Linked DNA regions of Homo sapiens: regions 1, 3, 4, 5, 6 and 7 are each linked to region 2. Evidence: chromatin loops called from intact Hi-C (ENCODE). Cell type or tissue: heart right ventricle. All regions are shown on one strand.

Region 1 (4,000 bases), 340 kb after region 2:
GAAAAGTAAACGACAAATATATTAGACAGCTTAAAAAAATTAGAGTGAGACAGAATATACAAAAAAGAGACTGGCTAGACCAAGGAGCTCAAGTAGGCTTCATAGTAGATGTCAAATGCCAATTTTAATTTATTAGCAGTGATTGCCTAGAGTTTTTTTTTTTTATTTGAGAAGGATTCTGAGACTTCATTCTTTAGCGTTCCATGATTGAATAGCAAGGCATTCCTTAGGCTTTGGGGGAGAAAGTGGGAGCACAAATATTAATTTGCCTTGATCTATTATCTAGGAGAGGGAAACACATGGGCTCATTTCCCTACTTTGATAATTACTGCTGAAGAGATAGCTGAATTAAGCTTTTGGTACTTTCAAATAACACAGGTCCAATCTCAGGGTATATTTACTTACGTGAATCCATTTATTATTGAGATCCCTGCAATGGAACCCTACCCAGATGATAAAAGAATGAGGTAGATCTTCATTTTTTTATATGTAATGATCTGTCAAACAAGTGAGTGGAAAAGCAAGGTACAGGAAAATGTGTCATGAGTTCCATGTCCTGTGGACATACACTAATAGCCTTACTCCTCATTATAATGAGAGCATGTTTCAGGCACAGAAACAGCCATGCAGCCAGTTGTGCAAAGTTGCCAAGCTCCCAGCTGCCTGCCCTGAAGAGCACTTTTCATGAATGTTTCACTCTAGGGAGACATGACAATGTTCTACATGTAGGATTCACTGAACCTAGTTGAGTTTAAATGACAAAATGCTATGATTGTCCAAACTCAAGACAGTTTCAAACACAGACTTTATTCCAAAGGGCATTGGTTGTTGGCACTGCTGGGTTCTTATACTGTGTTTATGGAACAATAGGAGTGCCTATTTTGGCACTTGGAACTCCACAAACCTTGAATTCCACTTATTTATCCCATCAAGGACCATTTCCAACAAGCATTATGGTAATCAACAAAGCCTCTAATGGTAAACCATGATTAGATATCCAAAGCTTCTAGCTGCCTGAGGAGGGGGGTGGTGTGGACTTTCAATTATCAACCTCCCACCTCTGGAGAGTGTGTAATTCACATTAAGTTTCTTCAAATGGTAATACTTCCAGAGAGCACATGTCCATCCAAACACAGTCATATGTGTTTATAGAAGCTTTTTAAGACAAGCGAAAACCTGAAAACCTAGAAATAAGCCAATATCCAACAGACATTTGTTTAATAAACCAAATCCCCAACATGCATCCTTTTATAAAATGGATAAATTGCGAAATGGTAACACGATTAGATACTACATTACAATGAGAAAAGAACACATCACTGCTACAGCATGAATGCATTTATAACAATCATGTCAAAATAACCCAGACATAAAGGAGCACATATTGTATAGCCTATGCATTTTATTATATTAACTCTAAAACAGGAAAATAAATGAACTGTTAATGACTCACCAGGGTTTTGCATGTCAATTGAAGCTGACACCCACATATACACATGTATCACACCTTCTATGTTGAAGTATTAGTATAAAATAGAGATTGTATTGCAACCAGAAAACATGAAGTTGGTGCTCCTTAACTCTTGTGTTTTGTGGTAGATTCGACATCCATGTTTTCAAAGAATGTGTATTAGTCCATTCTCATGCTGCTAATAAAGGCATACTTGAGACTGGGTAATTTATAAAGGAAAGAGACTTTATTGATTCACAGTTCTGTATGGCTGGGGAGGCCTCAGGAAGCTTACAATCATAGTGGAAGGGGAAGAAAACATATCCTTCTTCACATGGTGGCATCAAGGAGAAGGCTGAGCAAAAAGGGGAAAAGCCCCTTATAAAAACATCAGATCTTATGAGAACTCACTCACTATCAGGAGCACAGCATGAGGGTAATCACCCCCATGATTAAATTACCTTCCACCAGGTCCCTCCTATGACACATGGGGCTTATGGGAACTACAATTCAAGATGATTTGGGTTGGGGTATAGCCAAATCATATCATTCCACCCCTGGCCTCTCCCAAATCTCATGCTCTCACATTTCAAAACACAATCATGCCCTTCTAACAGTCCCCCAAAGTCTTCACTCATTCCAGCATTAACTCTAAAATCCAAGTCCAAAGTCTCATCTGAGACAAGGAAGGTCCCTTCCTATGAGTCAGTAAATTCAAGAGCAATTTAGTTACTTCCTAGATACAATGGGAGTACAGGCATTGAGTAAATACACCCCTTCCAAATGGGAGAAATTGACTAAAACAAAGGGGCTACTGGCCCCATGCAAGTTCTAAATTTAATAGGGCAGTCATTAAACCTTAAAGTTCCAAAATAGTCTCCTTCAACTCCATGTCTCATATCCAGGTCACGCTGCTGCAAGAGGTAGGATCCCATGGCCTTGGGCAGCTATGCTCCTGTGGCTTTGCAGGGTACATCTTTCTTCCTGGTTTCTTTCATGGGCTGGTGTTGAGTTTCTGGGCTTTTTCAAGTGCATGGTGCAAGCTGTCAGTGAATCTATCATCCTGGGGCCTGGAGGATGGTGGCTTTCTTCTCTTAACTCCACTAGCTGTACTCCAGTGGGGACTCTGTATGGGAGCCCCAACACCACATTTCCCTTCCACACTACCCTAGCAAAGATTCTACATGAGGGTTCCACCCCTGCAGCAAACTTTTGCCTGGACATCCAGCATTTCCATACATCCTCTGAAACCTAGGCGTAGGTTCCCAAACCTCAATTCTTGACTTTTGTGCACCTGCAGCCTCAACACCATGTGGAAGCTGCCAAGGTTTGGGGCTTGCACCCTCTGAAGCCACAGCCTGACCTGGTATCTTGGCCTGTTTTAGCAATGGCTGGAGGGGTAGGATGCAGGGCACCAAATCCCTAGGCTGCACACAGAAAGGGACCCTGGGCCCATCCCAGGAAATCATTTTTTCCTCTTAGGCCTCTGGGCCTGTGATGGGAGGGTCTCTCATGAAGATCTCTGACATACCCTAGAGGCATTTTTCCCCTTGTCTTGGCAATTAACATTTGAGTCCTCATTTCTTATGCAAATTTCTGCAACCAGCTTTAATTCCATGCCCCCCATTCCCACGAACATGGATTTTTCTCTCCTACCACATTCTCAAGCTGTGAATTTTCCAAACTCTTATGCTCTGTCACCTCTTGAATGATTTGCTCTTTAGAAATTTCTTCTTCCAGATAATCGTCTCTCAAGTTCAAAGTTCCATAGATCTCTAGGACAAGGGCAAAATGCAACTAATCTCTTTGCTAAACATAACAAGATTCACTTTTGCTCCAGCTCCCCAAAAGTTCCTCATCTCCATCTGAGACCACCTCAGCCTGGACTTTATTGTCCATAACATTATCAGCATTTTGGTTAAAGCCATTTAACAAGTCTTTAGGAAGTTCCAAACTTTTCCATATTTTCTTATCTTCTTCAAACTGTTCCAACTGTTCCAAACTGCCCTCCAAACTGTTCCAACCTCTGCCTGTATGCAGTTCCAAAGTCACTTCCACATTTTGTGTATCTTTACAGTAGCACCCCACTTCTGGTACCAATTTACTTTATTAGTCCATTCTCACACTGCTAATAAAGGCATACCTGAGACCAGGTAATATATAAAGGAGAAAGATTTAATGGACTCAGTTCTGCAGGGCTGGGGAGGCCTCAGGAAACTTACAAAAGGGGGAAAAGCCCCTTACAAAACCATCAGATCTCATGAGAACTCACTCACTATCATGAGAACAGCATGAGGGTGACTGCCCCCATGATTAAATTCAAGATGAGGTTTGGATGGGGACACAGCCAAACCATATCAGAATACTTCTATCACATCACTTCCTCTTTATGTTGTGGTTAACAATTTTGAGTTAAAACCAGACTGCTGCTTTGAGAAACAAACCCTGACTATAGAGAAGGCATTCTGTCCATGTCCTAAGGGAAATGTTTCGTTCAGTTTAAATACTCTCATTCTCAAAATGTGGTAAAAGTGCACCCGAGAGTCACTG
Region 2 (4,000 bases):
CAGCCGTGGCCGAGTGACTCCACCTCTCGAACCTGTTTCCTCTGTAAAGTGGCAATTAATAACTTTCACCACCTGGGATTGTTTCAAAGATTAAATGGAATCATGTGTATGAAGCACCCGGTGCAGTGCTTGACATATAAATGGTGCTCAATAAATGTGCATGGACAAAGATGTCATGGTGATGCTTAGTAATATTTATTCCCTTCATAATAATGATACCTATTACTGCGCATGTACTATATCCAAGCCTGTTCTAAACTCCCTGACATGCAACCCGATGAAGTAGGAACTGTAAATATCCCCCCTTTTTACAGTTAAGGACCCATAAGGATGTTCCCAAGATCACACAGCCAGTAGATGGTGAAGTCAAAACTCAAACCCAGGAGGCCAGTTCCCATACACCACTGGAATGACTGTGGTGCTGGGCTCTATTTGGCATTTTTCATATTTGACTACTCATGCTTAGAACAATGAAATATCTCCTTTCAATTAAATATGTTCTAAAGTGGTACTTCATGAGCCATGTGGCAATTTCAATTTTATCTGTGTTCTCGTTCGGAGTAAGATTCTGAAGTGACTCAAGGTTATATTTGACTGTTGCAAACGTTGAATAATCATGATTTTGAAAGTGATGTCCCTGAGAACATTGTGTGCTCATTAGGGTGTTTTTAGAAATCCCATTCCGCTCTTTCTATTTCCTGGAGGCCTTGATCTTGAGGATTCTATTCTGCAGAGACCCCAGAGAACCTTGTGTCCATATAAAAAGTGTGGACTCGTTTCCCCTATTTAGTTTTTCTTATAACAGAGATTTTTCTGTTACTGACTCACAAAATTGAAATGCTTTTTAAAGTAATTACTGCAACGTCATCTCTTCTGAGCATTGTTGTCCAGGTCATCATGACGATTTATAGTGCTCTTCCCAGATACTTCCTAAGGCCTGAAGGTAGCAGTCAGGACATAAACATATTTGTATTTTAGATGGCTTACTTTGTCAAAGAAGAGTTCGTCTCTTTTTTTTCCCCTTGGACAAATATGCTCTAACTATTGTAGTTAACCAAATCTAGCAATTTTATTTGTTTATATGTTAACAAATTCCTTCCCCTAATAATACAGTCAAACGTATGCCCAAAGTACAAAATTGGCAAAGTAAATACCAGGACAATTCTTGGATTGCAAATCCCACATTGGTTGATAATGATGATGTAATTCATAGCCTTTGAGATGTATATTGGTATAATGTCAACTTAAAAAAACATTTTCCCTTAAGGATTCTCTTCTTTTGGATAAAGACAATGAGAAATTTCTAAGTGTGAGGGGGACCACTCACTTACTCGTACACGATGTGGCCCTGGAAGATGCTGGCTATTACCGCTGTGTCCTGACATTTGCCCATGAAGGCCAGCAATACAACATCACTAGGAGTATTGAGCTACGCATCAAGAGTAAGTACTTGCCATTGAGGCACCTATCTATCCTGGTTCAATAACAAGCATGCAGAGAACAAATGACGGTGCACGTAGAATTCCTTGCAGGTCTTTGGAATGAAGGATAACGGAAAACAGATCCATCAGCTCTCCTGAAGCATCAGGTTAATAAGACGTGTGTGATACTTTGAAAGGTATAAATCAGGGTGTTGTTCTGAGAACAGGTGAACGAATTGGGAAGGTTATAGGGTTGCAAGATGAAGGCTAAAACACACCACTCAAGAGAGTCAAACAGTGGCTTCTGTAGAAGGTACCCTTGGAAAGTGTCCTGTGAAGCTTTGCACCTATAGGGCTAGAGGTCACCACATGCTGTAACTTTATGTTCAATTTTAGGATACTTCAATTTTATTGGGTATTCTAACCAGAGAGCTAGCCTTGCACATCCAGTGGAAATTGCCTTTTATTTGTCTTCCCTAAGGTGGGTCTAGCTGCCCTTAATAGCAATATTTCAAATAGTCAGAGCTGCCATTGATTAAAAGGAGTTTCGTTTGAAAATGCTGTTTTGAGCAGTATTGGCTATTGTTTCACATTTGTTCAACATTTACTCCGTACCAACTGTGTGCCGGACATGGAGACAGGTGTAACCATGTGTAAATCCTGGACTTTGCCTTGGAGAGTGGGCCACACTTCTTTGTTTTTTATACTGAATAATGATCACAACTGGGGTCTTTTGAGGGGATTTCAGAGAGCTTCAGAGACACGCTAAGTTTAAATAATTGGTCTATAAGGGGAAAATATATTTTTCTCACAGAGCATCCAGAGATTCAGTTGCACCGCATTTTCCCACGGACTGAGGTGTCCTGATTGTGTTTGTTTTACAGTCCTGTGAGGATTCGTTCATATCAGCTCCTTGCTTCTGGACAGGCCACTGACTCAGGTCTCCTGAGGCTTTCCGTGGACCGGCACGGTCCTGTCTCTGCGATACTGTGCATGAACACTAGGGGGCAGCCGCCCTACATGCCTGTCTGTGTTGTGATCCTCCCAGGATCTCAGTGGCTCTCAAGGGGTGGTCCTGGGCCAGCAGCGCCTCATCACCTGGGTACTCAACAGACATGCAAATCTCGGGTCCCGTGGAGACCTACTGATTGAAACTGGAGTCTGGGGGCTGTCATCTGTGTCTCACAAGCCCCCGGGTGATGCTGGGGACCCTCAAGTCTAAGAAGCACTGAGATCCTGGAGGCTTCTTTCTCTCCCTGGATGCCCCAGCTCCATAGGGCAGCGCGTGACTTGGAGGAGGGGAGGAAAAGGCGTCTGGCCGTGGTCGAAAAGCCGTCTGCCCCTCAGGCTGTCCTGCCATGCTGTCTAATGTGTACTCATGTCAGGATTTCAAAATGCTGTTTCGTGGAAGTGAGGATGATGAGGCCCGTCGTGGAGACAACTCACAGCCCTCACCCCCCAGGTGTCCTTTTTGCTCATTTCAGGGGCCTCGTTTCTTTCTTTCTTTTCTTTTCTTTTTTTTTTTTTTTTTGGTTTTTTTTTGAGGCGGAGTCTCGCTCTGCCACCCAGGCTGGAGTGCAATGGCGCGATCTCGGCTCACTGCGACCTCTACCTCCCGGGTTCAAGCGATTATCCTGTCTCAGCCTCCTGAGTAGCTGGGATTACAGGCTTACGCCACCAAGCCCAGCTAATTTTTGTATTTTTAGTAGAGACAGGGGTTCACCATGTTGGTCAGGCTGGTCTCGAACTCCTGACCTGTTGATCCACCTGCCTCGGCCTCCCAAAGTGCCGGGATTACAGGCGTGAGCCACTGCACCCGGCCACCTCCTTTCTTTACGTTGGCTCTAATCCCTTGGAGATCCACTTCTGCCTCTCCAGAGAGTTTATCTCTTCAATTAACAAGGCCTCTGTGGCCGAGGCCAGGTTACACACTAGCCTTCCAAATAGGTGTTTCTTGAGCCCTGTGCCTTTTCTAGAAGAACTGAGTCTTGAGTATTTTGTGGCAGGCACTTTGGAGAGGTGGAGAAGGTATTTTAGGTCAGGTCAAGTTTCGGGGAAAATCTATCTCGTGGACCTCATAAACATGATTGTTTTCAGGAAGTCTGGGAGGGAAATGGTTAATTGTTTATCATAGAGCAAGGACTGAAGACCTCCTGTCAGCGGAATGTGTGTTTGGCTGTGGCCTCTTCCAGTAATTGCTCTGCTGGGAAAGTCATTGGCCAAGGATGCTCGATTTTGTAGAGAGCCTGTTTCCTTTGCCAGACAAAGCCTGACTCTCATAATGACTGGCCATACTGGAAAGGATAACTTAGTTGATTAGCCAAACAATGACTTGAACCACAGCGTCAAATGAAGGCTTTCCTAACGGAATCTCTTTTCCTTACATCTTTCTCAGAAAAAAAAGAAGAGACCATTCCTGTGATCATTTCCCCCCTCAAGACCATATCAGCTTCTCTGGGTAAGGCCCACAAGGACCATGCATTCCACGCACCTGTGGGGGTGCCTGGTATCCCAATGCAGGGGGCTTGGGACCCTTGCGTCTGCTGATCATACCTGCTCCTTGGGTGCAATGTGCCTGG
Region 3 (4,000 bases), 420 kb after region 2:
TTGCACAGTTTCTTGGGTGGATTCTCCTTTCAGTTCAATTACTCAGCCAGATGGCACCACAAAGAAATCTTGTGGGAAAAGACAGGGATAGGAGCTCAGGTCTGCAAGGGGCAGGATTAGTGTGAAAGAGAATGCACACAAGCAGATATGGATCAATTAACAACTAATGTTTTACCAGCACCCACAACCTGATGTGGCAGTCATTTTAGGGGGCAAGCTTTTTACATGGAAACCGGAATTCCTAACTTACAGGTAATTAGTAAAATGTGAAGACAGAGCTCCAAGACATTTAGATCAAAGTGTGGCTGTGCACCTAAATCTTCATCAAGCAGGCCTTCAGACTTTCCAATGCAAATAGTAATCTTTGTTTTCATCTTTCAGTGGGAGACACTAAACTCAAACCAGATATTCTGGATCCTGTCGAGGACACACTGGAAGTAGAACTTGGTAAGCTGGGCCTCATCGCCTTTGAATGACATCGTGCTGCTGGGAGCAGGTCTAAGTGTGATAGAAGGAAAACAGCATTGGGATTTCCAGTCAAACAGAATTGGGTGTGAATCTTAACTCAGCCATTGACTAGTTTTGTGACTTTGCACAGTTACTTCATCCTTTAAGCCTCAGTACTTAAATCCGCAAATAGCTATCATAAAACTGACCCTAAAAGATTATATTGCAGGCCGGGCATGGTGGCTTATGCCTGTAATCCCAGCACTTTGGGAGGCTGAGGTGGGTAGATCACTTGAGGTCAGGAGTTTGAGACCAGCCTGGCCAACATGGTGAAACCCCATCTCTACTAAAACTACAAAAATTAGCCGGGCGTGGGTGTGGGTGCCTGTAATCCCAGCTACTCAGGATGACAAGGCAGGAGAATCACCTGAACCTGGGAGGCGGAGGTTACAGTGAGCCGAGATCGAGCCATTGCACTCCATCCTGGGTGGCAGAGCAAGATTCCATCTCAAAGAAAAAAAAAAATTATACTGAGAAATAATGGGACAATGTATGTTAAGTGGCTGGAGCATGAAACCTGATCAATAGATTTTATTCTTCCTTAACTTCCCCAGGAACAGGTGGTTTCGTACATGTTGGTTAGGTCTATCAGTTATGACTACAAATTCGCCAACCTGAGTAACATTAACTCTTATGAATATGACATTTAATCTGGCATTTAAGAGAACTGTAGTAGAATTCTACAACCCCTGCCCAAACAATTTGTATTCCAAAGTAGTGTCTTCTTTGGGGTTGAGGAGAAATTGACTTCCCTGTGGGTCTCCTTTTATTTTGTCAACTTCAATAATATCTATGTCTTTCTACACAGACAAATAAGAATTGCTGTATTAAAAATAAAATGCTGTTTTTCTTTTAATAATATAAATTTTTTTATTATTATTATACTTTCTAAAATGCTACTAAAACATTTATTATTTTAGAAAGAAACATAAAAATACATGTTATGATATAAGATCACTAGATGGCAGGAGTGGTGTGTTCTGACTCTAGAAATAGCACTAACTATGTGCTCAACGTCACAGGAATGGAAGGAAGGAGGAAAGAAGGAGGAAAAAATTAGATTAATTCATATAGTCAAGTTACATATGTATTAGTGAATTATAAGGTATTACCAGTGGAAAAACGTTAAGGTGCAAAGATGAGTATTCAAATGGAGCTCCTAGTCATTTCATGGTTAAATATTAGATTTGAGGCAGAGCATATGTGAATATTCCTCATGGAAAAAAATGGGTAGAAAAAAGTTAGTCTCATAATATGCATGCCCATCCATAGTGAATTGTTCAGAAAAATTGCTTAATATCGAAATAATTTTTTTATTTAAACCACGTGCTACAATAACTTTATGATTTTTACTTAATAAACAAATATTGGATAGTAAAATTTTCTTTATGGACACACCTTGTACTTCAACAGTAGTGCAGAAGACCGGGCTGATCTCAGAAACTCCTCATTTTCTTAGTTTTCTTAGTGTCTCCCTCAATCCACATAAGGACCCTTAGTGATATAATCATGCTCATCTTCATTTTAAGAACATATAGTCATATGGTTGAGATAGAAGGATTGCCCATTAGAAAAAATGTACCTGGTTTTATGCATTTCTGAATGAGAGCTGTGTAGACGTTTCATTATTTCTGGCACACATATTCTACCTGCAAACCTGATTGCATCAGGAGACAGCTTCTGGCGACGTCTTCCTCCCAGATGTAGGACAAAGTATTCTCACCAGCTTCCTTCTTGTTTTCTCTGGCCTCTTCATTTTCAGGAAAGCCTTTAACTATTAGCTGCAAAGCACGATTTGGCTTTGAAAGGGTCTTTAACCCTGTCATAAAATGGTACATCAAAGATTCTGACCTAGAGTGGGAAGTCTCAGTACCTGAGGCGAAAAGGTAAGAAAAAAACTCACGGATTCTGTTCTCTGCAATTCAGAAGAGATACTTCTACCTTTAGAAATGCCTAAAGTATACAGTTGATGGTGTAGCCACCAGCACCGACTAGTGGTGAAAATAAAAGCACAAAAATGCAAAGTGCAAACGGCCGTTGAATGAAATATTTAAGTTGTTTTAAACCTCAATTTGTAGGAACAGTTTGACGTGGCTGCTCTCAAAGTCAAGCTATTGAGCAGACAGTTGTACTGACCCAGACTGCTTGGAGATAAGTAATATGTCCAAGAAATGGGAGGAAATGCTGCTTACCCTCACTCTGCTTTTCACCGGTGCCACCCGTTCAGAGAGTGTGGGGGTACAGGGATCCAGATGTGTGGGGTAATGAACAGTCTAGAAAACCTCCAGGGGAAATGGCATCATAATAATAAGTCTGACAAAAAATATGTGAAGTGAGGAATACCTGAAGCAACTTAACCCCGAAAAAGAGGCTCAGAGGAGGGCTCTCTGTCTTGAAATCCTTGGGAGCTATTACATTGTTTGAGAAATTTGACTTGGTTTGTTGCTCTCTGGAGCACAGAACCCGGATCAGTGGTTTGAATTTACTGGTGAGATATTTTGGCCAGTAGAAAACCCTAGATATTTGGAGCTATCCAATCACAAAAAAAGTTGATCTCCAGTCCCCAGAAGGATCAAAGGGCCTGGATCCAGTGATGTCCAATCAGATGTGTCTCCAAAGGATGCATTCCCTGATTTTTCGAAGATGTGACCCAGAGTAAGAGTCTATGCATTAAGTACCTTCTTCTGATACTTAACAGATATCAATAAGAAAATGCAATATCATTTTGAAAAGTATACATCATTACAAAAAAGTACAGAACAGATTTTGGTCACAACAATAAAATTTAGCAAGAATTTCTAAGATCAGGAAGGTCATTGGGGCCCATCTTAAGCTGATATTGCATTAGAGTTCACAGTAGGAGAGTGTAGTCAAGAGGGTATGTTTTGACATCACCCACCCTTGGGTTTAAACCCATTTTCTATCTGATGTCAACATGACCCTTAGCCCCGGTGAGCCTCCATCACCCATTGATAATCTATGGATAATAGCCTGCACTTTGCAAGCTCACTGGGAGGCGTGGTTACAGCAGAGGTGTTATGCCTATCACAATGTGTGACAGGTAGGAAGCACTCAGTGAATAGGAGCTGGCATCGTGGTCTCAGAGCAACACAGCCTAAAACATCATTCACATACACAAGATTTCTTAACACAAAGATGGATTGTAGATTGGTAACTTCAGAGAACTCAAATTGTGAATAAATGCCAAGACTCCCAACTTCCTGGGTGGAGCAGCGTGGCACAAGCCCAGGAATCAAGCTGCCCATTCCCTGCAGTGTGGTCTGGGGCTACTCACCCACCTTCTTTGCCTTGTCCTTGTCACTGGCCAAGGCCATTATGATCCTATTATACTCTAGGGTTCCTGGGAGGTGAGGAATGGAGGACATTAGAGTCCATATTTTGTGCACAGAAGAGGGACTGATACATAGTAAACCTTCAGTAGGAGTTGGTCATTTTAAATATTTTTCTTAAGGTATTGTTATTATCTATTCTC
Region 4 (4,000 bases), 430 kb after region 2:
GCTGGAGAAACAATTATTTTTTTCATTCCAGTTGCCAGGAATCTTGTAGGCAATGCTATTGTGAAACATGTTGGACTTAAAAATAATCCCTCTATAACCAACCTAAAGCAATAGGGCAAATGAGTGAATATCTCTGTGCCTTTGTTTCCTCATCTATAAAACAGGATTGTCATAGCACCAATTGCAAAGGATGCTGTGAGGGCTCACTGATGTATTCTTAAGACACATTTAGTATTCATTCATTTATGTATGTATGTATGTATGTATTTATTTATTTATTTATTTTGAGATGGAGTCTTGCTCTGTCTCCCAGGCTGGAGTGCGGTGGCACCATCTCAGCTTACTTCAATCTCCGCCTCCCAGGTTCAAGCAATTCTCCTACCTCAGCCTCCTGAGTAGCTGGGATTACAGGCATGCGCTACCATGTCCAGCTATTGTTTGTGTTTTTAGTAGAGACTGCTGGGTTTCACCATGTTGGCCAGGCTGGTCTCGAACTCCTGACCTCAAGTGATCCGTCCGCCTCGGCCTCCCAAAGTGCTGGGATTACAGCCGTGAGCCACCGTGCCCAGCCACATTAAGTATTTAGAATGGTGCCCAGTACACGGTAAATAGCTCAGCATGTGCCAGACTATGGCTGTTTCTTGAGGACTAGAGTGTATGCCTGCCATGTGTGTTAGCTACTTTAATGGTCACAGCAATCCTACCAGCCAGGTAGAGAGACAGGAAGTCATGTGCCTACAATTGAACTACTGGAAGGCATTAGAGCTTGGGATTTGGGCACAGGTTGTCTGGCTTAAGAGGTTTCATTAGCTGTTACCTCAGTTAGCCTCATCTGTAAAATGAGGCTTTTAAGACGGTGGGAATGCCCCCAAAAGTGAGAAGTCCTGTAAAATGCAAGTGCTATTACTATTAATGAAGTGCCTGTCAATATTTGAGGCAAGATAATCATGTTCATTGATGTTTGCTTCTGTGGAATAGAAGTCTTGCTTCTGTTTTTTTCTAGTCCTGGAAATCTCCAAGGTTAGAAGGTTTGCAGTTTTAGTAAATGACTCTGTTGCTTGGAAAAAGCAGAATCCCCTTTTGCAGGATTTCACGGATAATTATTTACCTTACTGAGAGGCCCCTCCAAATTCCAGTGCGTTCCCAAACTAGGAATTCAGTGAGGAGTTGTCAGATCCCTGGGGGAAGAAAGGGTGAATAAAGACCGGCATGGGAGGCTGGGTGTGGTGGCTCACACCTGTAATCCCAGCACTTTGGGAGGCCAAAGTGGGAGGAATGCTTGAGCTCAGGAGTTCAAGACCAGCCTGGGCAACATGGTGAAACCTGCCTCTACAAGAAATTTTTTAATGTTAGCTGGGCGTGGTGGTACCCACCTGTAGTTCCAGCTACTTAGGAGGCTGAGGTGGGAGAATCACCTGAGCCCCGGAGGTCAAGGCTGCAGTGAGCCATGATTACATCACTGCACTCCAGCCTGGATGGCAGAGCGATACCCTATCTCAAAAAAAAAAAAAAAAAAAAAAAAGTGACCGGGAGCAGTGGCTCACATGTGTAATCCCAGCACTTTGGGAGGTCCAGGTGGGCGGATCACTTGAAGTCTGGATTTGAGATCAGCCTGGCCAACACGGTGCAACCCCATCCTTACTAAAAATACAAAATGTAGCCAGGCTTGGTGGCAGGCACCTGTAATCCCAGCTACTCAGGAGGCTGAGGCAGGAGAATCACTTGAACCTGGGAGGTGGAGGTTGCAGTGAGCCGAGATCATGCCACTGCACTCCAGCCTGGGTGACAGAGCAAGACTCCTTTTCAAAAAAAAGGAAGAAAGAAATGCATCAGTCACATCTTTCTTTAAACTTACTATAGAGAATACATACTAGAAATCCTTAAGAGAAATGTTTTTAAGATTTATTTTAATAACTTTTTTGAATGAAGCAAATTATGTAATCAAGGTCATAAAATGCTATTTACCTTAAGATTCTGGAGCTGGCTTAGAAGAGTCAGTCAATGGGGAAACATTTACTTGTGTCCTTTCTTTTTCTATTTTGCAAAGACAATGTTTTTAGTGATCAGATCTGGAGGCAGAATCCAGTTTTCAAGCACGGGGATGCAGTGCCCTCTGTTGGCCAACCTAACATTTTTTAGCAAAATGACTGCTTTGAAGTTAATGCTAAGTAACCAAAATTTTAGAGATGTAGAATGTTAGAATTCTGGAGGACCTCAGAGATCATCTAATACTCCACTCTCTAATTTTATGACTAAATAAATGTAGTTTCCAGGTTATAGAAAAATTTTAGTTTGCTGGGATTTCACATGATGTGGAAGGAATAGAGGCAACTGTGGTGTGTTACACATTTAAACAGCACAGCACCTACCTGCCAGCCATGCCCCACAAGTCTCATCCTTCCTACATGAGCAATGAGGTGCTTCATAGGTTAGTTTCCCAACCTCAGCTCTTTTATATCCTCCTCTGTTGACTCTGGGAGCTTCCCTTTTGGTACCTGGTACTTCCATCCACCGAGGCATCATTTTAGGTTCACCTTGAACATGGTGTACTACTAAATAGCATCAGCAATCAGGGCTACTGTTTACCGTTTTGTAACAATACTTTGACAGGGATTGTGGAAATTGCTGGAATACAAATCTGATGTATCCCATTCCGAAGCCTGTGAGTTAAGTGTTGGGATTTTCTACTTCTTCCAGTGAGTTCCTTAGTCTCAGTAATCATATGCATTTATGAAGTATGCATATGAAAATATCCTATAACAAGTTATATACATATAGTTTTCCATCTAGAATAGAGGGGAATGGACATTTATCTTGCACCTCCTATGAGCCAGGCACCAAGAAGTTCATATACATTATCTCATGAAACCCTTAAAACAGCCTGCCCAGGAGTTATGATTGTCTTTATTTTACATATGGGGATTCACATATCAGCATATGGGCCATCAACTCTCCGAGCAAGTACTTTTTCTCCTTGGATACGATGTGCTGGGTGTTAGCAGTACTTTGCTTACTGGATATCATCATGTTGGATGGGGCAGACTCCTGCTTGATGTGTGACTAATGAGACAGAAACACTGCAGGTGCAAAGAAGGCTCAGAGAAACTCCTGAGTTCATGTGACTTAATCAAAGAATGCCTCAGCCATTTGACCTAAAATCAGTAAAAATGCAAGACTGCTTCATAAATTAGAATTCGATTTGGGGTGAAAAATCAATACCGCTCAGTGGTATGATTTTGAAATGAATTTTTAAAATCAATTTAGTCAGGATCCCAAATATTATTTCTTATTCATTTACCATATGATTCAAGCATATGTATGTGTACCATAACAGTAAAAAAAAGAGTAAATGACTTATGTTTTTATAAATTTTCCTATTCTTCAGATAAAAAGGATTTTGATGCTTTCGTATCCTATGCAAAATGGAGCTCTTTTCCAAGTGAGGCCACTTCATCTCTGAGTGAAGAACACTTGGCCCTGAGCCTATTTCCTGATGTTTTAGAAAACAAATATGGATATAGCCTGTGTTTGCTTGAAAGAGATGTGGCTCCAGGAGGAGGTAAGTCCAACATGTCAAGAAAAACTGCAGTGCAAAAAGGGCAGTTCAATGCAATCCCCAAGTCTTTTTTGTCATTCTTTGTTTTGGAATATAGATCTGGGAGATTACATGAGGTTAGAACATCTTGGGCAACAACACAGAAACTATATGTTCCAGAGATGTGTTCCATTATCAAACAAATCCATCTGCAGAAGAAGACAATCACATGGGGCCCTAGGCAGTCCTTCTAGGACAAAGATACCTCTCCTGGCTTCGCAGCTGAAGGCTGCGAAGTGAACTACTCGCTCACCCCAATTTAGTGGCCCCTCTGATTTCTGGGACTCTGCCTTCCACAAAGCTCACTCAGCACTGGGTCAAGCAGGCTTCTCAGGCCTGGGCCACGCCCTGGACACCCTGAGAAGTCCAGATCTCAGCCTGTCCTGCTGGCCTCCTCCTCCTCAG
Region 5 (4,000 bases), 150 kb after region 2:
TGTTCCTGCTAAGGTGGAGGATTCAGGACATTACTATTGCGTGGTAAGGTAAGAGAGGAATTAGTATGTTACAAACATGTTCTAGTTTCCTGCAGTTGTTAAGGACAGAAATACTTTTAATAATGCTTAACTTACCTATTTTATTTTATTTTAGAAATTCATCTTACTGCCTCAGAATTAAAATAAGTGCAAAATTTGTGGAGAATGAGCCTAACTTATGTTATAATGCACAAGCCATATTTAAGCAGAAACTACCCGTTGCAGGAGACGGAGGACTTGTGTGCCCTTATATGGAGTTTTTTAAAAATGAAAATAATGAGTTACCTAAATTACAGTGGTATAAGGTAATTTTATTTTAAATATGACATTTCACTTTTCCAGAAAATAAAATAGTTCCCTGGACAATAGAATGTATCTGCAAAGTACCTTTTTATTTTGTATATTGTTTTCTCTTTAATGGTGAAACTTGATAGGGAACCTAAAAAGAATTGTAAGACTGCATTCACTTAATTTGAAGCTTAACTAGAAATTTGTTTGCTGTTGTTTTTATTTAATTTAATAAGATGTAATTGAGAAAAGTACTAGAAATAGATGTTTAAAGAGAAGGCTGATTATAAGCTTAAGGTATTGAAGATGTAACTATTTATTACAAAACATACTATGTGTGTTTTATTGAAGATATGGTCTTCAAATAACCTGCTAGTTTCCATAACTGTCTGAAAAGTGGGTTGACTAGCTTTCCATGGAACACCCCATGTTTTGGTAACTTTAATCTACCTAGTCTGATGGAACTTAAATGGGGAATCATCTTGTAGAGCTTAAGACGTACTAAATACGTAATATCAATGAAGTGCAGTATTGTTAAGAAACTATATAGTGTTAACATTTTTTTCAAACATGTTTTTCTTGCAAAATAAATTGGCCTTCACTTCATAGTACAAGTCTCATAGACTTGAAAACTTAATGTCATAGGAATATAGTTAACTGTTTCCAAAAAGCCAGTATTAAAACTTACTATATGTAAGGAACTTTTCCAGTCACTTTCTAAAAATATAACATTTGCTAAGGTGAAAAAAATGGAGCTCCTTTGGCGGTAGATTGGGGAAAGTTATTGGTTATTGGTTTTCAATGCTTCTCTCTCCCTTTATCTAGGATTGCAAACCTCTACTTCTTGACAATATACACTTTAGTGGAGTCAAAGATAGGCTCATCGTGATGAATGTGGCTGAAAAGCATAGAGGGAACTATACTTGTCATGCATCCTACACATACTTGGGCAAGCAATATCCTATTACCCGGGTAATAGAATTTATTACTCTAGGTGAGTCATAGCTCCAGCCCTAAAAGGTTTAGATCTGGGAAGGTCCAGAGACTGTGATTCTAATACTACTTTCATTATCCATGAAGAAACCAAATCCAAGACGACCTCAATGATACCACAAAAGTCACATGGCTTTAGTTTTGTTTTTTTGTTACTAAATACTATGTAATGTTTTTCCATTCCTGCTTCAGATGTAGTTCTAATTAAATAGAGACATTATGAGCTGTGTTTTCCAACTGATTTAAGAGGGTTGTTCTTTGGCATGGCTAAAAATGGTTCTTACTGAAAGCTCTGGGGCTCCCTCTGGCTGGTATATGGGAATGTTCTGAGAGCCTGCACCTGGGGAATCTCAGTGAGTGTCAGTGTCTAGCAGCAAGCATCGGTGTGGACACTAATGAGCTTTGGAATAAGTCACATTTCCAGAATCTACCTCCTGTTCATTCTGTGTTAGGTGTTAACCTCTCTAACCCTGTTTCCTCTTCTGTAACAAGATGATGCAATCTCCCAAGGTTATTGGGAAGATTAGAGATATGGGGTACACGAAACTTGTGTACCTGGTGCAAAGAAATGCTTGGTGCAAAACAGCTATGCAATTAATAGGTGTAGGATGATTGTTCTTGTTAATTTTCTTGTGTCTTTCAATTCTGCGTTAACCATGTTTCATATTGAAAACTATATCACAGCAAAATGAAACAAAATGCACAAATTGCCAGGGGATAGTCAGAATGCTCAAACTTTTTGTAAATATTGAGATTTTGTAAGATTTATGTAATAAAATAAGAGTTATTCCAATCAGAACTTTTTTGCAGGTTATAGGGGTGACTATTAGTAGTTATGCTGGGACAACAGGTATAAATTGGGACTATCCCAAGCAAACTCAGAATATGATCACCCTATAAATAGCTTCACTTTTCCAGTTATATAATACTTTATTTTCCTAAAAATATTTTTATTAAATAAAAGTTAATTCCTTGCCATGGTCCCACAGGCATCAGTGAATCCCAATTTTCAATGGTCTTTGTATCAAACCATGTTCTTGAGTTTTTAGCAGCCTGTCATTGGGTAGCTCTGGTCTGTCTTTCCTGAAACATAGTAACCTAACCAGCAAGTAGAACTTGAGAGAGAACTGGGCACTGGGGACTATTTAAGCTAGGTTAAGTGTTTTTTTTTTTTTTTTTTTTTTTGAGATGGAGTCTCGCTCTGTCACCCAGGCTGGAGTGCAGTGGTGCGATCTCCGCTCACTGCAAGCTCTGCCTCCCGGGTTCATGCCATTCTTCTGCCTCAGCCTCCCGAGTAGCTGGAACTACAGGCGCCCGCCACCACGCCCGGCTAATTTTTTTGTATTTTTAGTAGAGATGGGGTTTCACCGTGTTAGCCAGGATGGTCTCGATCTCCTGACCTCGTGATCCGCCCACCTCTGCCTCCTTAAGTGCTGGGATTACAGGTGTGAGCCACCGCGCCCGGCCAGGTTAAGTGTGTTTTTGATATTCTCTGTTTCCTTTTCTGATCCCATTTGTAGAAACAATATACTCTACTCGGAGTGAGGTAATATTTTGTTTTCTTTCCAAGGCCCACACCAATGATGCCTAGCACTTTTTGTTCACTCAAGGATTCAAAAATATTTATTGAGCATTTACTATGTTTCAGGAACTGTAATAGGTATACATTAGGGAAAAAAACAGAGAATATCCTACCTTCATGGTGTTCACTTTTTTTTTGATTGGGGGAATACCGAGTGCTCAATTTTATAGTTTCTCATAGTTTCTTCATGGCCACAGATAAACCCCTGAAACCAATCTTTTCATAAATAAGTCAGATTAATTTCTGGGGCTTCTTGATACTTTTTTGCCTATTTTAATAAATTACAGCATTATTCCATAACCCTGTAGTTCTCACTATTGGGTCATTAACACAGTCATTAAATGCAAGCAGGTCTAGTATTGACTAGCCCTTCTGGCCAATAACACCCAATTCAAGGAAGTGACTTTCCACTACTCTCGCCTTTGCTGACATGCTTTCACTTAAGAGAGGCATTTGTCTGGGGACCCAGGGTCCTGGTGATGTGTGTGTTTTTCAGTAGCACCCCACTCTATGAATTCGGAAGGTCTAGCTCTACCCCGGGATTCACAGTGTGCTGTGGCCTCTGCCTCAGCTTTCTTCCTTCACTTTCTGCCTCCTGTCTCCTGGCATATGTGCTTTGAACACTTGATGGAATATCTGGCCAGAAGTCATTTAGTATGTTTTGCTAAGTGTTGTCGTCACTTGAGATTCTGATCTATAAGAGACTGACAAACCTTATGGATGTTTTTCTTTCAGAGGAAAACAAACCCACAAGGCCTGTGATTGTGAGCCCAGCTAATGAGACAATGGAAGTAGACTTGGGTAAGTGGGCTTCAGTGAGGGTATGCTGGAATCGGTTTTTTTTTTTTAAAACATAAGAGTAAGATAAATTGTATCTTTACTATATATAATCTAAGCCATTTACTGTATAAATCTATCAATGGAGGGAAAGTGAGACAAATTATATCTTAATTTTTTGTATTTCTTGCCTCTATGGCAAACATCTTGCCATGTCTGATATCTCCAGCCCTACTTTTCTGTGAACACTTATTACCATGAAAACACCAACCAGACACCAAGGTCAAAAGGCCTAGGAACCAGCAATGCCATTGACTGGTA
Region 6 (4,000 bases), 220 kb after region 2:
AGGAGGATGGGATAAGAACTGGGGCCATCCCCATGTCATGGTGGGTGAGAGCTGGGGCCATCCCCGTGGTCATGGAGGGTGAGAGCTGGGGGTTATCCCCATGGTCATGGAGGGTGAGGGCTGGTCGGGGGAGGCATCCCCAAGTCATGGTGGGTGAGAGCTCGGAGCATCCCCATGTCATGGTGGGTGAGATCTGGGGGTATCCCTGTGTCATGGTGGGTGAGGGCGGGTGGTCATCCACATGGTCATAGTGGGTGAGAGCTGGGGGTATCCCTACATCATGGTGGGTGAGAGCTGGGAGCATCCCCATGTCATGGTGGGCGAGATCTGGGGGGTATCCCCACGTCATGGTGGATGAGAGCTGGGGGAATCACCATGTCATGGTGGGTGAGATCTTGGGGGATCACCTGTCATGGTGGGTGAGAGCTGGGGGGATCACCTGTCATGGTGGGTGAGAGTTGGGATTCATCCCCATGTCATGGTGGGCTGAGCCCACATGGAAGCCTGTGCTTGGACAGCGTATGCCCTTTTCTCTGTTTTTCCACAATGAACAATTAAACTGTAAATGTTAAAAATATCAGTAATTTGTGAAATAAATTTTATTCTCATTTGAGCAACATAAATCACAATTTTGTTTGTTTACCATGCCTGTCAAAATCACAAACATTTTCTTATCAGTTTAAATAATGAAAACTGATTTCTGCTAAAATCATCTGACAATTAGCTTGTCAACATTCAAATATTTTTCACCTTAAATCCACTACCTTCGTGGTGTGGTCCACTGAAAAGTTGGGCAAAACCCAACCTGTGATTGAGGCTATAGAGAAACATGAGGGTCATGCACAATAGCTTTTTTTCCCCACACTTAGTAGATGGACTGTTTCTCAGTCTGACAGCCACCAAAGCTTTATGTCCTGATGAATATTTTCGTCCTCTCATCCTCTCTGATGGCCTCATTTCTCCAAATTTCTTCTTCTCCTCCTTTTTTTTTTTTTTTTTTTTTTTTTTTGAGACAGAGTTTCGCTTTTGTCACCGAGGCTGGGATTACAAGCATGAGCCACCGAGCCCGGTCAAGGCTTTCATATTTTTAAAACTTTGAAGTACAGTGAGAAACATAATTTAGTAAGCAACTCAGTATGCACACACGGAATGGAAAAAGCTCTGTTCTATGTTATTTGTTCTATTTTGTTCAAGTCTAGCTCAATTTTTCAAAATGCTGGTCACAGCTCGCCAACTTGTTTTAATAACCAACTTATGCCTTTCCACTGCAATCTGGAGAGCTCAGCCTCTCAGGCTGCTGGTCCCCCTGTCAATCACGATACTTTGGCTACTTTGCTTTCTTCAATCAACAAGGCTTTATCAAGAACTTATGGCTCTTTTAATTATCTGACTTCCTGGTCAATCAGCTTTGTTTGTGGTTTTAAATGACCACAGGATAGTAGAAGTGAACATAATTTCCTGCCTGTGTAAAAGGATGACATCAAGAGGAAAAGAAAGCAGCTCACTGGGTGAAGGACCTTGAGAAAGAGATGAACATTTCCTCTCTTGAGACACAGGACAAACAAGGTCACGCCTGAGCTCGGCAAACAAGGACTTCGGTGCCTGCCTACGGCGCCATTGCGCCCTCTAGTGGCTGCTGAGGAACCGCTGTCCAGCCCGAAGCTCACAGAGCCCCGTTCAGGCTGCCGCAACCTACCTAGGCGGCCAGAATGGAGACTTACAGGTGGGCGGGCATCCCGGGGTGCACACATTACCTTCTCGGGGCTCTCCAACTTAAGGCCAAGGATATCTTTCTTCTTTTTCGGCTGCTGAGAAGGTGGAGATAGTGCCATTTTCGAATGTGTTCCTAACTCTTGGGCTTCTGAGACTGTCGCAGTCTGTCCAAGGGTGGTGAGTGGGGATCAGCAGGCCCTGTTTACTATGTGCTCGCAAGAGGGGACTGCGGTCATAGGGATTTCAGAGAGGTGGCCCTGGCGTCGGGCCCCTGGACTCCAGTCACAACTCAACCACTTGCTGAGGGAGTATGCTAGCTAAATCCCTCTTGCAAGTCAAAAACCCTGTGCCCCAGTTTCTTCCTCTGTAAAAAAGGGATAATACAATGTTGGTATCCTTATTGCCCACTACAAAAAGGGCCAGAGAATATGAACAGGACATTTACAAAGTAAGGATTAATTCGTACAAAAGCCCGGTGAACGGAAAATGTGTGTAACATCACAAATGATCTGATGCCGCCAGGTAGGGGGGCATTTACCATGTGCCAGACAGACCCTAAGCTAAGCTCTTTAAGTACATTATCTCATTAACAGTCAATTATCCTATATCCTCTCCATTTTAAAATGAAGAAAGTAAGTGTGTAAGAGATTAGATAACCCACCCAGGGGTAACACAGTTGTTAGACATGGCCCCAGGGAAGTGTATCACCGGCTGGGTATTTCACGATGTTACAGCATTCCTTTTAAATTGTTAGGCATGATAATGGTAGCATTGTTATGTTTCTAAAAGCATCTTATGTGTTAGAGGTGACATACTGAAACATTTGTGAATGAAATACTATGATGTCTCGGATTTACTTCAAAATAATCCAGTGCAGGGAGTGGTGGAGGACATGAGTTTGTGAAACAAGACTGCCCATGAGTGAAGTTCATTCATGAAAACATAGAGCAGTTAAAAAAATTTTTAAAAACAAAGAAACTCGCAACCCTCAGACACTTACGCAAGTCTGCTGTGAAATAAGACATCCTGGCTATTCTGAAGAGCCGGATGAAACTAAGGATGGAGATTTTTGTTTTGCTTTCAAAATATAAACAGCTTTTTCCTCCCTGATTATTTGCTCATTGGGTAAATTTATGAAAACAGGAAGTTATAAAAATATTCATTATCCTTTTGGTGTATATATGAATATTCACATAGATTTGATCTTGCAATACCAATCTTAGATTTATGAATTGCGTTAGTCAGGGTTTTCTAGAGAAACAGAATCAATATGACTTTTATATATATACAAAATTAAGAACTGTCTCCCATGATCATGGAGGCTGAGAAGGCCCACAATCCACTCTCTGTGGGCTGGAGACCCAGGAAGGCCAGTGAAATATTTCTTTAGTTGGAGTCCAACACCCTGAGAACCAGTGGCGCTGATGATATAAATCCCGGTCTGAAGGCAGAAGATGAGATGGTTCAGCTCAAGCAGTGAGTGAGGCAGATCTTGAAAAGGGGTGGAGAAGAATTCCTCCTTCTTCTGCTTTTTGTTCTATTCAGGCCTTGAAGGGATTTGGATGATGCCCACCTGCTCTGGGGAAGGCTCACTGTCTTACTGAGTCCATTGATTCCTGCGCTAATCTCCGCTGAAACACCCTTACAGACACGTCCATAAATAATGTTTAATCTGGGCATCCTTCAGCCCAGGCAAGTTGACATATAAGGTAAACCATCACATGGATGTTTAGGTTTGTTCTATTTGTTACTTTTACAAACAAAGTGCATTCATCTGATCATTTGCCTTAGATAAATTACTGGAAATAGAAGAATTTATCTTTTAAATAGATCTATTTATATCTGATCATTTGATGCATTCTTCCAAATTTCCCTCCAGAAAGCTTGTACCAGTTGTGACTCCCACCAATGCTGGCTGAAGATGTCAGAAAGCAAAACCTATTCTAAGGTGTCCCAGGCTCAAGCCTGAGTTCCTAGTTTGGTAATGACACTGGGGAATTTCTTGTTTTATATATTTTTTGTGCATTTCAAAAGAAATGATCAAGAAGCTGTGATGGGATGTTTTTGGTCTTGAAGGACCTAGTAATACACTTCTCTGTTTCAAGGTGTGGCTGTGCAATTCCCAGCCCCACTAGTCCCCTGTCTTGTATGTTTATCCATTGTACCTTCTCTGCTGCTGGTGATTCTCAGTAGGGCACGTTCTCAAGCAGGCCTCCCTAGGGGTGGATGGTGCCATTGCTTCCATCCAGTTGGATGGATCCTAAAAACTTAACAGGCCATAACACAG
Region 7 (4,000 bases), 320 kb after region 2:
AATTTCAGGGGGAAATTACATTACTAATTCAAAGCCACATCTGTTCTTTATTCTTTTTTTGTGACTTAATTTTCCAAAGATAAAGCAATCTGAATGCTAACTTAACTTACTTTTTTTGAATGGCAATACAACTATTTGGAGAGCAAAACCAGCTTTTTTTTTTTTTTTCTAGTTTGGTGTCAGAGTTTCTGCAAATTAAAAAAGAGCTTAATCTTTAGTAATACTCATTGGATTCAAAGTCTAATGAGAGGCTTTGTGATGGTATACTATGGTGTACATAAATGTTGTCGAGTGGTTTTTAATCTTTGTTTGCAATACTTTCAACATCATCAATGGCCTTGAGTAAGTCACTTCATTCTAAAAATGTGTTTTCCAAGTTATTTTAAATTTTATAAAAGCTTATTTAAGGGAAAGATTTCACAATCATAGCTTATCAATCTACAAAGGATTGGGGTCTCCTTAGCACAAGTCGATCTACAGACGTAGATGTAATAGCCCCTTTACGTATGACAGTTTTTTCAGGGCAAAGCAATATTGGAGACAAATTTTTGGAGTTTTTCAATACTCCACCGCTGTAAAATAAGCATCACCAGACCACATTCCTATCAGTGCCTCTTTCTGTTTAATATCAACCCTTACAGTGGTCCTTAATCACACTGTCATTAAATAAATGAGCATGAAGGGATGGAGGATTGCAGCAGTGCTCCATAAGCACTGCCCGTCTTTCAGCCTTAGTGGTCACAGGAGTCAGAATTCCGTACGGGGAAGATTTCACTGAGGATGGGCCACCCTAGTGGAGAACTGCGAGCAAATCTGTGGACTCATCCATTTATTATTTTCATGGGTCTTTTGAAATCTTCTCTGTAGTCTTATTCTTATTCTGTAGAAGAGTAGTTTTCTAACAACTACTAGGTCATGTAATTAGTTTTATGGGTTGGATCTGCATTTGTTTAAGTGATATCAGAGAATAATGATATTAAAGAGCATCATAGGTAATAAAAGAAAGTTTTATTTAAGTGCCTTTCTGTTTCGTGTGTGTGTGTGTGTGTGTGTGTGTGTGTGTGTGTGTGTGTTTGTCATTATGGGTTATTGTCAGAAGAACTTGAAAAACATTGCTATGAAATAGAATAGAAACATGAAAATACAAGCTTTATATTGACTAGCATTCAATGCTCTCCTAATATTTATATTTCTTTTTGTCTTTAAGATGAGCAAGGCTTTTCTCTGTTTCCAGTAATCGGAGCCCCTGCACAAAATGAAATAAAGGAAGTGGAAATTGGTAAGAAAATTTATCAGAATGCTGTAAATATTGCCTGGAAAAATCCTTCCATATGACCCCTGTTCTGAATTCCCTTAGCAGGGGTCAGGCAATTAGCATAAGGAACCTTGAGGAGTAAGTGAGGTGACATCCCTGAAAGCACCTGCCCCAAGCATTTGCTAATATTGGGAACAGGGACACAGCAATTGCAGTGTTTACATTTGTTTATTGTACTTTGTAATTCATGATGCTTTCATGTATGCATCTAATTTCATCTTCATCTCTATCCCAGAGCTTGGGATGGAGACCTGCAGGGTGTTCATTCTGGGCAATGGTAGCCAGATCCGGTAAAACATGTTTATCTTCAAAGTAGCTTATGGAGAGATGAAGAGAGTTCTGTAGAAAGATGTGGAAGAGGGCAGTTGGAAAGAAACTCTAATTTCTAGTAGAGGGCAATCCTTTTACTAGAAATCCTTTGTAATGTGGGGTTGGTGAAGGCAGAATCATTGGCCTTGTTAGTTTCCCATGCAGATGAGAATATAGTGGGAGCTGAGCTTCAAACCCAGCTGGGTGAATGAAGGTAATGGAAGCAGGGAGGAGGCAAGAGAGGACATAGAAAGAGGAAGGTGCTAGAGATGAGGGAGGGAGGTCCTGGTGGGGTGCATACTAAGTGTTCAGTAAGGTTTTTTTTTTACATTAAATGGGATAAAATGCCAGTCGCAGAAGTTAATTTTATTGGTGAATGTCCTTACTCCCCTCTAGGAAAAAACGCAAACCTAACTTGCTCTGCTTGTTTTGGAAAAGGCACTCAGTTCTTGGCTGCCGTCCTGTGGCAGCTTAATGGAACAAAAATTACAGACTTTGGTGAACCAAGAATTCAACAAGAGGAAGGGCAAAATCAAAGGTATTTTTATATTGAAGAGAACCATCCTCTTCCCCTTGCACATGGTTTGCACCTGCAAAGTAGGCATTAAAAGTAACAGGTTGCTTTCTTAGTTTCAGCAATGGGCTGGCTTGTCTAGACATGGTTTTAAGAATAGCTGACGTGAAGGAAGAGGATTTATTGCTGCAGTACGACTGTCTGGCCCTGAATTTGCATGGCTTGAGAAGGCACACCGTAAGACTAAGTAGGAAAAATCCAAGTAAGGAGTGTTTCTGAGACTTTGATCACCTGAACTTTCTCTAGCAAGTGTAAGCAGAATGGAGTGTGGTTCCAAGAGATCCATCAAGACAATGGGAATGGCCTGTGCCATAAAATGTGCTTCTCTTCTTCGGGATGTTGTTTGCTGTCTGATCTTTGTAGACTGTTCCTGTTTGCTGGGAGCTTCTCTGCTGCTTAAATTGTTCGTCCTCCCCCACTCCCTCCTATCGTTGGTTTGTCTAGAACACTCAGCTGCTTCTTTGGTCATCCTTGTTTTCTAACTTTATGAACTCCCTCTGTGTCACTGTATGTGAAAGGAAATGCACCAACAACCGTAAACTGAACGTGTTCTTTTGTGCTCTTTTATAACTTGCATTACATGTTGTAAGCATGGTCCGTTCTATACCTTTTTCTGGTCATAATGAACACTCATTTTGTTAGCGAGGGTGGTAAAGTGAACAAAAAGGGGAAGTATCAAACTACTGCCATTTCAGTGAGAAAATCCTAGGTGCTACTTTATAATAAGACATTTGTTAGGCCATTCTTGCATTGATATAAAGAAATACCTGAGACTGGGTGATTTATATGAAAAGAGGTTTAATTGGCTCACAGTTCTGCAGGCTGTATGGGAAGCATGGCGGCATCTGCTTCTGGGGACACCTCAGGAGCTTTACTCATGGCAGAAGGCAAAGCAAAGGCAGGCACTTCACACAGTAAAAGCAGGAGCGAGAGAGAGGTGCCACACTGAAACAGCCAGATCTCATGAGAAGTCACTCACTATTGCAAGGACAGCATCAAAGAGATGGTGCTAAACCATTCATGATGAACTCACCCCCATGATCCAATCACCTCCCACCAGGCTCCACCTCGAATACTGGGGATTACCATTCAGCATGAGATTTGGGCAGGAACACAGACCCAAACCATACCACACACATTATCATTGTTAAACTTTGTAAAGTATTTAAGGTACATGGAACACACGGGAAGTCTGGTAGCTCAGCCCATTTCTTTATTGCATCTGTTATTCACCATGTAATTCAGGTACCACGTATTCCAGGGAGCCTTTCTTGGCCCTCAGTTTGCAGTATACACACTTTCCAAGTACTCTTGTAGCATCCTGTTTGTATCATAGCACTGGTCACATTGCCTTACCTAAATCTGTTTGACAGTCTGCTCAACACGACTGCAAGCTCCATGAGGGCAGGGACATCATCTCTTCCATCTTTGGGTCCTTAGTGCAATACCTGGCAGCTAGCCAGTGCTCAGCTAAATATTTGTTGACTGAATAAATGAATGCACAACCAAATTATTGATACCAAATGTTTTTTTTGTGTACATTTCTACTTCTCTAGCTATAAGTCTTAATTATACAACAAAATACTATTTTTATATTTATGTTTGGTAAATTCAATAACTTTCCTCATCATTTGGAAAGTCAAATTGTTTATTGCTTCCCTACAGTTTTTTCTGAATCTAGCAGGATTTTAATGATATCATTATAATTTGACACAATAAAAGGACAACATGAAACTGATGAATCTTTATTGGGTTAATTTCAGACACTATATAATCTTTTAAAAATGTAACATTCTTTTTTA

What was found. Hi-C counts contacts between places; a loop is a spot of excess contacts. Peaks named below come from ENCODE experiments on the same cell type or tissue, not always from the same donor. Only the 100,000 strongest peaks of a DNase experiment are listed, where the experiment ranks them.
Region 1: a loop joins it to region 2, with 4 times the contacts of the local background. A loop is called at or near these places in 56 of 110 quality-filtered maps.
Region 3: a loop joins it to region 2, with 6 times the contacts of the local background. A loop is called at or near these places in 66 of 110 quality-filtered maps.
Region 4: it touches region 2 in a loop (7-fold over the local background); 54 of 110 quality-filtered maps call a loop at or near these places.
Region 5: a loop joins it to region 2, with 9 times the contacts of the local background. A loop is called at or near these places in 83 of 110 quality-filtered maps.
Region 6: a loop joins it to region 2, with 9 times the contacts of the local background. A loop is called at or near these places in 104 of 110 quality-filtered maps.
Region 7: a loop joins it to region 2, with 3 times the contacts of the local background. A loop is called at or near these places in 61 of 110 quality-filtered maps.

What each region holds. Positions count from the first base shown.
Region 1 is chr2:102,363,047-102,367,046 of GRCh38, forward strand. All of the region lies in intron 2 of IL18R1 (interleukin 18 receptor 1), which reads left to right. Among named protein-coding and RNA genes, the nearest start is that of IL18R1, 9.3 kb to the left of the region's middle. In heart right ventricle, no CTCF peak of the experiment used is centred here; no DNase peak of the experiment used is centred here.
Region 2 is chr2:102,018,371-102,022,370 of GRCh38, forward strand. IL1R2 (interleukin 1 receptor type 2) reads left to right here. Exons shown (of 9, transcript NM_004633.4): 5 at 1,268-1,442; 6 at 3,817-3,879. Among named protein-coding and RNA genes, the nearest start is that of IL1R2, 28 kb to the left of the region's middle. RefSeq lists a silencer at 2,611-2,804. In heart right ventricle, CTCF peaks have their summits at 2,426 (motif pointing right) and 2,641; a DNase peak (open chromatin) is centred at 2,431; H3K27ac peaks cover 1,365 bases.
Region 3 is chr2:102,440,931-102,444,930 of GRCh38, forward strand. IL18RAP (interleukin 18 receptor accessory protein) reads left to right here. Exons shown (of 10, transcript NM_001393487.1): 5 at 382-447; 6 at 2,270-2,393. Among named protein-coding and RNA genes, the nearest start is that of MIR4772, 11 kb to the left of the region's middle. In heart right ventricle, CTCF peaks have their summits at 2,500 and 2,704; no DNase peak of the experiment used is centred here.
Region 4 is chr2:102,447,463-102,451,462 of GRCh38, forward strand. IL18RAP (interleukin 18 receptor accessory protein) reads left to right here. Exons shown (of 10, transcript NM_001393487.1): 9 at 3,386-3,559. Among named protein-coding and RNA genes, the nearest start is that of MIR4772, 17 kb to the left of the region's middle. In heart right ventricle, CTCF peaks have their summits at 2,115 (motif pointing left) and 2,314; a DNase peak (open chromatin) is centred at 2,111.
Region 5 is chr2:102,164,961-102,168,960 of GRCh38, forward strand. It overlaps IL1R1 (interleukin 1 receptor type 1), which reads left to right. Exons shown (of 12, transcript NM_000877.4): 4 at 1-48; 5 at 155-344; 6 at 1,153-1,321; 7 at 3,638-3,703. Among named protein-coding and RNA genes, the nearest start is that of IL1R1-AS1, 15 kb to the right of the region's middle. In heart right ventricle, a CTCF peak has its summit at 1,628; no DNase peak of the experiment used is centred here; H3K27ac peaks cover 508 bases.
Region 6 is chr2:102,239,380-102,243,379 of GRCh38, forward strand. IL1RL2 (interleukin 1 receptor like 2) reads left to right here. Exons shown (of 12, transcript NM_003854.4): 12 at 1-623. Among named protein-coding and RNA genes, the nearest start is that of IL1RL2, 54 kb to the left of the region's middle. RefSeq lists an enhancer at 1,390-1,684 and a silencer at 1,624-1,683. In heart right ventricle, CTCF peaks have their summits at 1,629 (motif pointing left) and 1,849; DNase peaks (open chromatin) are centred at 1,292 and 1,622; H3K4me3 peaks cover 610 bases; H3K27ac peaks cover 1,909 bases; H3K27me3 peaks cover 288 bases.
Region 7 is chr2:102,341,016-102,345,015 of GRCh38, forward strand. IL1RL1 (interleukin 1 receptor like 1) reads left to right here. Exons shown (of 11, transcript NM_016232.5): 6 at 1,208-1,279; 7 at 2,021-2,162; 8 at 2,255-2,400. Among named protein-coding and RNA genes, the nearest start is that of IL18R1, 13 kb to the right of the region's middle. In heart right ventricle, a CTCF peak has its summit at 2,091; no DNase peak of the experiment used is centred here; H3K27me3 peaks cover 358 bases.